Regions from separate parts of the Homo sapiens genome. Here region 2 is linked to region 1. Evidence: chromatin contacts called from ENCODE Hi-C data. All regions are on one chromosome and are shown on one strand. The core of a region is the stretch at or near the end of the contact, and the rest is flanking DNA. Distances in the headings are between cores, read along the strand shown. Region 1 has its middle 180 kb from the start of NLGN4Y. Region 2 holds the start of NLGN4Y (neuroligin 4 Y-linked).

What was found. A loop is a pair of places that touch in the nucleus more often than their neighbours do. Pooled maps may share reads with other maps.
Region 2: a map of CD4-positive, alpha-beta memory T cell shows a loop between it and region 1 (2.7-fold over the local background). The contact joins the promoter of NLGN4Y here to the enhancer-like site in region 1. A Hi-C loop is called at or near these places in 1 of 168 maps with a recorded cell type or tissue (CD4-positive, alpha-beta memory T cell), 15 of 37 single-sample maps with no recorded cell type and 6 of 50 pooled maps.

What each region holds. Positions count from the first base shown.
Region 1 is chrY:14,343,799-14,346,605 of GRCh38, forward strand. No RefSeq gene overlaps it. Among named protein-coding and RNA genes, the nearest start is that of NLGN4Y, 180 kb to the right of the region's middle. Within about 2 kb of position 1,338, at least 3 of the 41 ENCODE cell types and tissues checked have a DNase peak (open chromatin) inside an H3K27ac peak, as active enhancers do.
Region 2 is chrY:14,523,170-14,525,976 of GRCh38, forward strand. NLGN4Y (neuroligin 4 Y-linked) reads left to right here and starts at 1,360. Exons shown (of 7, transcript NM_001365588.1): 1 at 1,360-1,539.

The DNA.
Region 1 (2,807 bases), core at 88-2,587:
CACAATCGAGGGCCATTGGCACCTTACGGTTCCTTGACTATCTCTTTGTCTGGTTGCTTTTGGGCCAAAGGGAGAGACCTTACTAGCGGGAGAGAGAGATTTGGGGAGACCTGAGTATGGAGGTGGAGAAGTTCTACAATTCTAATCACTGATCCCAGACAGGAAAGCTGGTAATTAAAGTAGACTCTACAATCTGAGGTAAGTTTAGGGCAAAAAAAGGAAAAATGTCATAGACCTTCTATCAGCCACTGGCATGCCCTTTGAGGTCCCAGACAGTGCCTAGGGTATAGGTTATGAGGGACAGGTCCTGTATAAGTATAGTGATATCCATTTGCATAAGAATAAGGCTGGGGGCACCATGAGCAAGGGTCTTTGGATTGCCACCCCACTCAACTTAGGTTCCTAGCCAAAAGATTCTTAGACTCAGGGGTAGGAAAGATCCTAGAGGATAGGGCCTCAAGAAAGTCTTCTCTGAGGACATTAGGACCCAGGAGGCATGGGTCAGAAAAGACAGAGAATGCACATATGGGCAGCTGCAGAGTAGAGGCTTCTCACTGTGCCATGATCTAAACCAGGTCAGTGCCAGGAGTAAGGGATGACAGTTTTCTTCCTCTAGCCAGCCCTCAGCTTTTCCCAGGAAAGGCAGAGAAAAGTGGAACTGGTTCCAGCAGATCAATGCTCTAAGCACAGAGGGATGGGGGTAATTAAAGAAAGAGTCCTTTCCCAGAAAGCCTCATACCTGTGTCTTAAGTCCAGTGGCCATGCTTGTCACTTTTAAATGGCAGACAGGTGCCCAGTGTTTTCCTCTAATTTCTGGTGAGAAGATAGAAGAGAATAGCAAGCGAAAGGGGTCCAATGTTACTCACTGCTATGGATAATCCCTATATGGGCGACCAGAAATGAGATGAAAATTCTTCTCCTGATCTAAGGTCTTTTCTCAATTGAAGGGTTTCTGGTCTCAAAGGCTTCAAGGAATGTAGTCATGGACCAGTGGTGAGTGTTACAGCTCAATTAGAGAAGGGCACCAACCCAAAGAGTGTGTGCTGGCAAGATTTATTAAAGCCAAAGTGAAAGTAAAACTTCCACGCGGTGGAAGGGGACCCAGAAGGGTTGTCATTTCTGGCTTGGGTGTCTTATGCTTATATCCCCTTATGACTTCCCCACCTTTTCCTTTTTCTGTCCTATAGGATTAGCTTATTTTCTATCTGTGGGTTGGCAGGCCTGATTGATTAAAAACATCAGGCTGCAGCTAGAGCTTAAATTACTAATATGATTGGTTGATGTTTCAATCCCTTAGTTTGCAGCTGTGACTCATTTCGGCTTAGGAGAAAGTCCCCTTTGATTAGTTGAAGTTTCAATCCCTTAGCTTGCAGCTATGAGTCATTTTGGCTTAGGGAAAAGCCCCTTGGGGAAGTCCCTATAGACCCAGGAAGTCCAGCCAACTTAGCCACTTAGTCCGTCAGTAGTATTTGCATTTAACCTACATACATCCTCTTATATACAGTTAGCCCCATGTTCTACATCTGTGGATTCAACCAATATTGGATCCAGATATTTGGAGAAATCAAGAGCATCTATAATGAACAATAAACACCTTTTTTGTAACTATGTACATAACTATGTACTTAACTACTACACAGTGTTTACATTGTATTAGGTATTATGAGTACAATTATGTACCACCTAACAATGTTTTGGTCAATAACAGATCACATATATGCTGGTGGTCTCATAAGATTACAATGCCATATTTTTACTGTACCTTTTCTATGTCTAGCTATGTTCAGATACACAACATTTACCATCGTGTTGCAATTGATTACAGTAGTAAGTGCAGTAGCATGCTGTTCATGTTTGCAGCCCAGGAGTGGGAGGCTATGATGTATAGCCTAGGTGTATATAACAGGCTATATCATCTAGGTTTGTGTAAGTACACTCACTAATATTCACACAACAAAAAAAATCATTTAATAGCACATTCTCATAAGGACTAAGCTCTAATATTTTCTTTCCCAAATTCTCATCAAAGGGGTCTGGGTAGTCATGCCCTACAAACTTGTAACTTCTCATCAAATGCATTTTATTTAACCCTACATATCATGATGTACTTTCCAATATGACTCTGGCAAAACATTATGTGACAAAGAAGAAAGTGAAAATATTTTACCCCAAAACATGTTTCTTTGTCAATTCTTGAAATTACCCTGCAAATCTGTCCTAAGTGGGGGAAAATTTGCATCTGTAAAGAATCTCTATTAACATAGCTAGGTCTTTATCTTCCAGATGTTCCCTATCTTAAAAAGATTAACTTAAAGTCTAGCATGCTTTAGAAATCTGAACAGAAAATATTTGTCATCTATTTTTTCTAAGAGCTGCCACAATAAGATTTCAAGAGAACCTTGGTCTCCACAATCATTTATTTTAACCTGAATATCCCAGGTCTTTAGACAAACTCAACGAATTCTCAACCAGAAAATACTTAAATTTACCTATAGCCTGGAAGCCCCATCCCCTCCCACCCCACCCTGACCTTGCTTGAGTTGTACTGACTATCTGGACTAAACCAATATATTTCTTAAATATATTTGATTGTGGTTTCATGCCTCCCTAAAATGTGTAAAACCAAGTCATACCCCCATCACCTTAGGCACATGTTCTCAGGACCTACTTAGGGCTTTATCATGGGTCATGGTGACTTATATTTGGCTCAGAATAAATCTCTTCAAACATTTTACTGAGTTTGTCTCTTTTTATCAACACTCAGAACATAGCCCTGTTGTTAAACAATACATTATTGTAATCTAGAG
Region 2 (2,807 bases), core at 110-2,609, 180 kb after region 1:
TGGATGGGAATGTGGACATCGATGTATGGCTTTTACATGCAATCTCTCCACAGGAACATTTGGTTTTATTTTCACTTAAAAATAAAAATGCAGACCACCAATGTTGTTTGGAAGCATTTTGCTGCAATCAGCTGTTTGAACAGCTCTGGGGCCATGTGCGGTGTGTTTAAAAAGTAGCGCTGCCTTCCATACAAATTAAAGGAAGACTGTGGCGGGGAAAGGAGGGGAAAAATATATATATATATACACACAGACATATATATGCGTATGTGTGAGTTTGTGAGTGTACACATACACACACACATATATATATGTACACACACACACATACATGCAGTACAGGGGAAAAGGAGGGAAAAGGCCAGGGCTGGAGATGGCGAAAGCAGGAGGACTTCTGCAAACTGTGAGCATGGAAGGCTTTTCTTCTCTTTTCTCCCCACTCCAAAGCCCTCGTCTTCTTTAAGAAAACCACCACTGCCTGGGGTGCTTCTTTTGGGAGGCTGGGGTTGGGGGTTGGTGCCATTAACCAGAGAGAAAAGGGGAAATAAAGCTTGGTTGGGGTTGCATTATGAGATTTTTTTTTCCCTTCCTTCATCTCCTGGCCTCGGATAAGATAAGGCTTGGGGGATGCACGAAATAATCCAAGTGATTGATTAGACCTGGCATGGCTTGGTTGGGCTGGAGAAAGATCGGGGCGCGCTGGAAACCCCGCGTGAAGATGAAATGACTGTAGCTCCGTGCTGCTCCTCCAAACTCGGGAGCGGTATCCATGCACCCCTTTCCCGTGTGTGTGGGTTACGACGTGGGTGGGAGTGGTGAGGCAAGCCGCAAAAGTGGGGTAGAGCTGGTGGTTTTGCTTCTTCGGAAGCCTTTGAGTGTGGCCTGGACCTTAGATGGGGGTGCAGGGCGGTTTGCCGCTGCCACCCTCGGCACCATCTCTGAACTGCCCGCTTTTCCGGAGGAGCGGAAAAGTTGGAAGCCGAAAAGACAGGCGCCCGGAGCCCTGGTCTAGGTATCAGGTGATCCGGAGCCCTAGTCGGTGCCCACTAAGAACACCCCTTCTCCCATCGGGGGTTCGGAGGAGTGTTAAGCCTGCGGGTCTGCCAGTCCCTAAGGTAGGGATGGGGGAGGGGTCTGAGGAATCCGTTCCAATAGGCACACCATCCCCACAGCCCTAGAAAAGGCAACCACCACCCGCTCCTTCCTCCCGCACCATCCCATCTCAAGGCTCTCTGCTGACCCGGGCCGATTTCATCTGGTCTCTTCTCCCCCGCTTCCCACCTCCCAATTCCCGCGCAGCTCGGCTCCGTTCCCTCCCACTCCCCTAGGCGGAACTGAAAGCGAAGATCAGCCAAGAGCACAGTCGGAGGCGGCAGAGACGGTGGCGGGTGAGCTAGGGGCTGTGAGACGAAGCAGGGAGAGAGTGAACTTCAGCCCCGTCCCCTCCCCACTGCCACGGCTGGGGCAACCCAACCCGCGCCTGAAGCGGCTTGGCTTGACCTGCGGAAGCGCGGGCCGGGATGGCGTGGGGAGAGGGAGGTAGGTGCCACTGGGCTGCAGATGACGAGTGGGTTGGGGGCTTGCTGTGGGACAAGAGGTTCAGGTTCCGGCCTGCGCCTTCCACTCCGCGGTGGCGCTCTCTGCCTGCGGTTTTCCAGGAGGCCGATCTACCCCAGGGACACTCTCATCCTTCAGGCGGTCTCCTGGACGCCCTTTCCTCCCCTTGCCTCCCAGCCTGACCTGGCTCTTTCGCCCCTCGGAGAACCGGTAGGTTGGGGTCCCTCGGCGGGGGTCTAGTGAGCCGAGTCGCGAGCTTTGCGCCCCCGGTATCTAGGCCCCGTGCCGCGCGCAAATCCGGGCCCAGGCGTACAGTTCTGGAGCCTAGTCGCCGCCAGACACAGGGCCCTTTGTACCCGGAGGAGCGGGAGCGGGAGCGGGGGCGTCAGGGCAACCCTTGCACCCCAGAGGCCTGCCTAGGACCACCCTGGGAACAAATGTCTCGCTCGGAAAACGAGGTGAACCCGGAGGATGTCCTACGCATCATACCCCTCCCCTTCTTGAGAAGGCTTTTTCTTTTTTTCTTTTTTTTTCCCGGTTTCCTTTTCTCTGGCTTCTTCCACACCTTACCGCAGGTGTGGGCCTCTTTTCATGTATGTGCGGCTGCTATCTCGGGGATGCAGGGGAAGGCGGTGTAGGAGGCAGCGTGGAAGGGTACTAGGAGGTGGCGGCGGGATTTTGGGCCTGGTGATGTGCCCGAGCTTGCAGCTAGCTGGGGCACTGGGCCCCCAAGTCACGAATTCAGCCCAGGGCTTGGGCGAGACTGCCCGGAGCAAGGACGGAGGATCCAGATTTACCATTTGGACCCAAATTAAGAAATTTGGGGTGGGGGTTGGGTAGGGGTTTTGAAACTAAGCAGGTGACGTCCTTGCGAGCTGAATCCACAAGGTGGTAGTATGGCTTATATTATTTTTATTTTATTATTTTATTTTATTTTTCTATTGTTCATTTTTTTTGTGTGTGGGGAGTGGGGGATGTTTTTTTCTCTGTGTACTCCAATCTTATGCTTTTTGAAGGCATCCATTGCCCGTAGGGTTTACATAAGACCGCGTTGCATTATATTTTCTTAAAAGTGGGGTGGTGTGCATAAGCTTCCATTTCAGAATCAGTCGCTCCTGTGATGTGAGGGAGGCAAAAGCAAAGAAAAGGAAAAATAAACAAAATAAGAAGTTTAGGGAGACTTCATTATCCCCACGAAGCCGGAATTGCCAGTTTGTGTGGTCGTTCTGCGGGCAACATAGAAGTGCGTG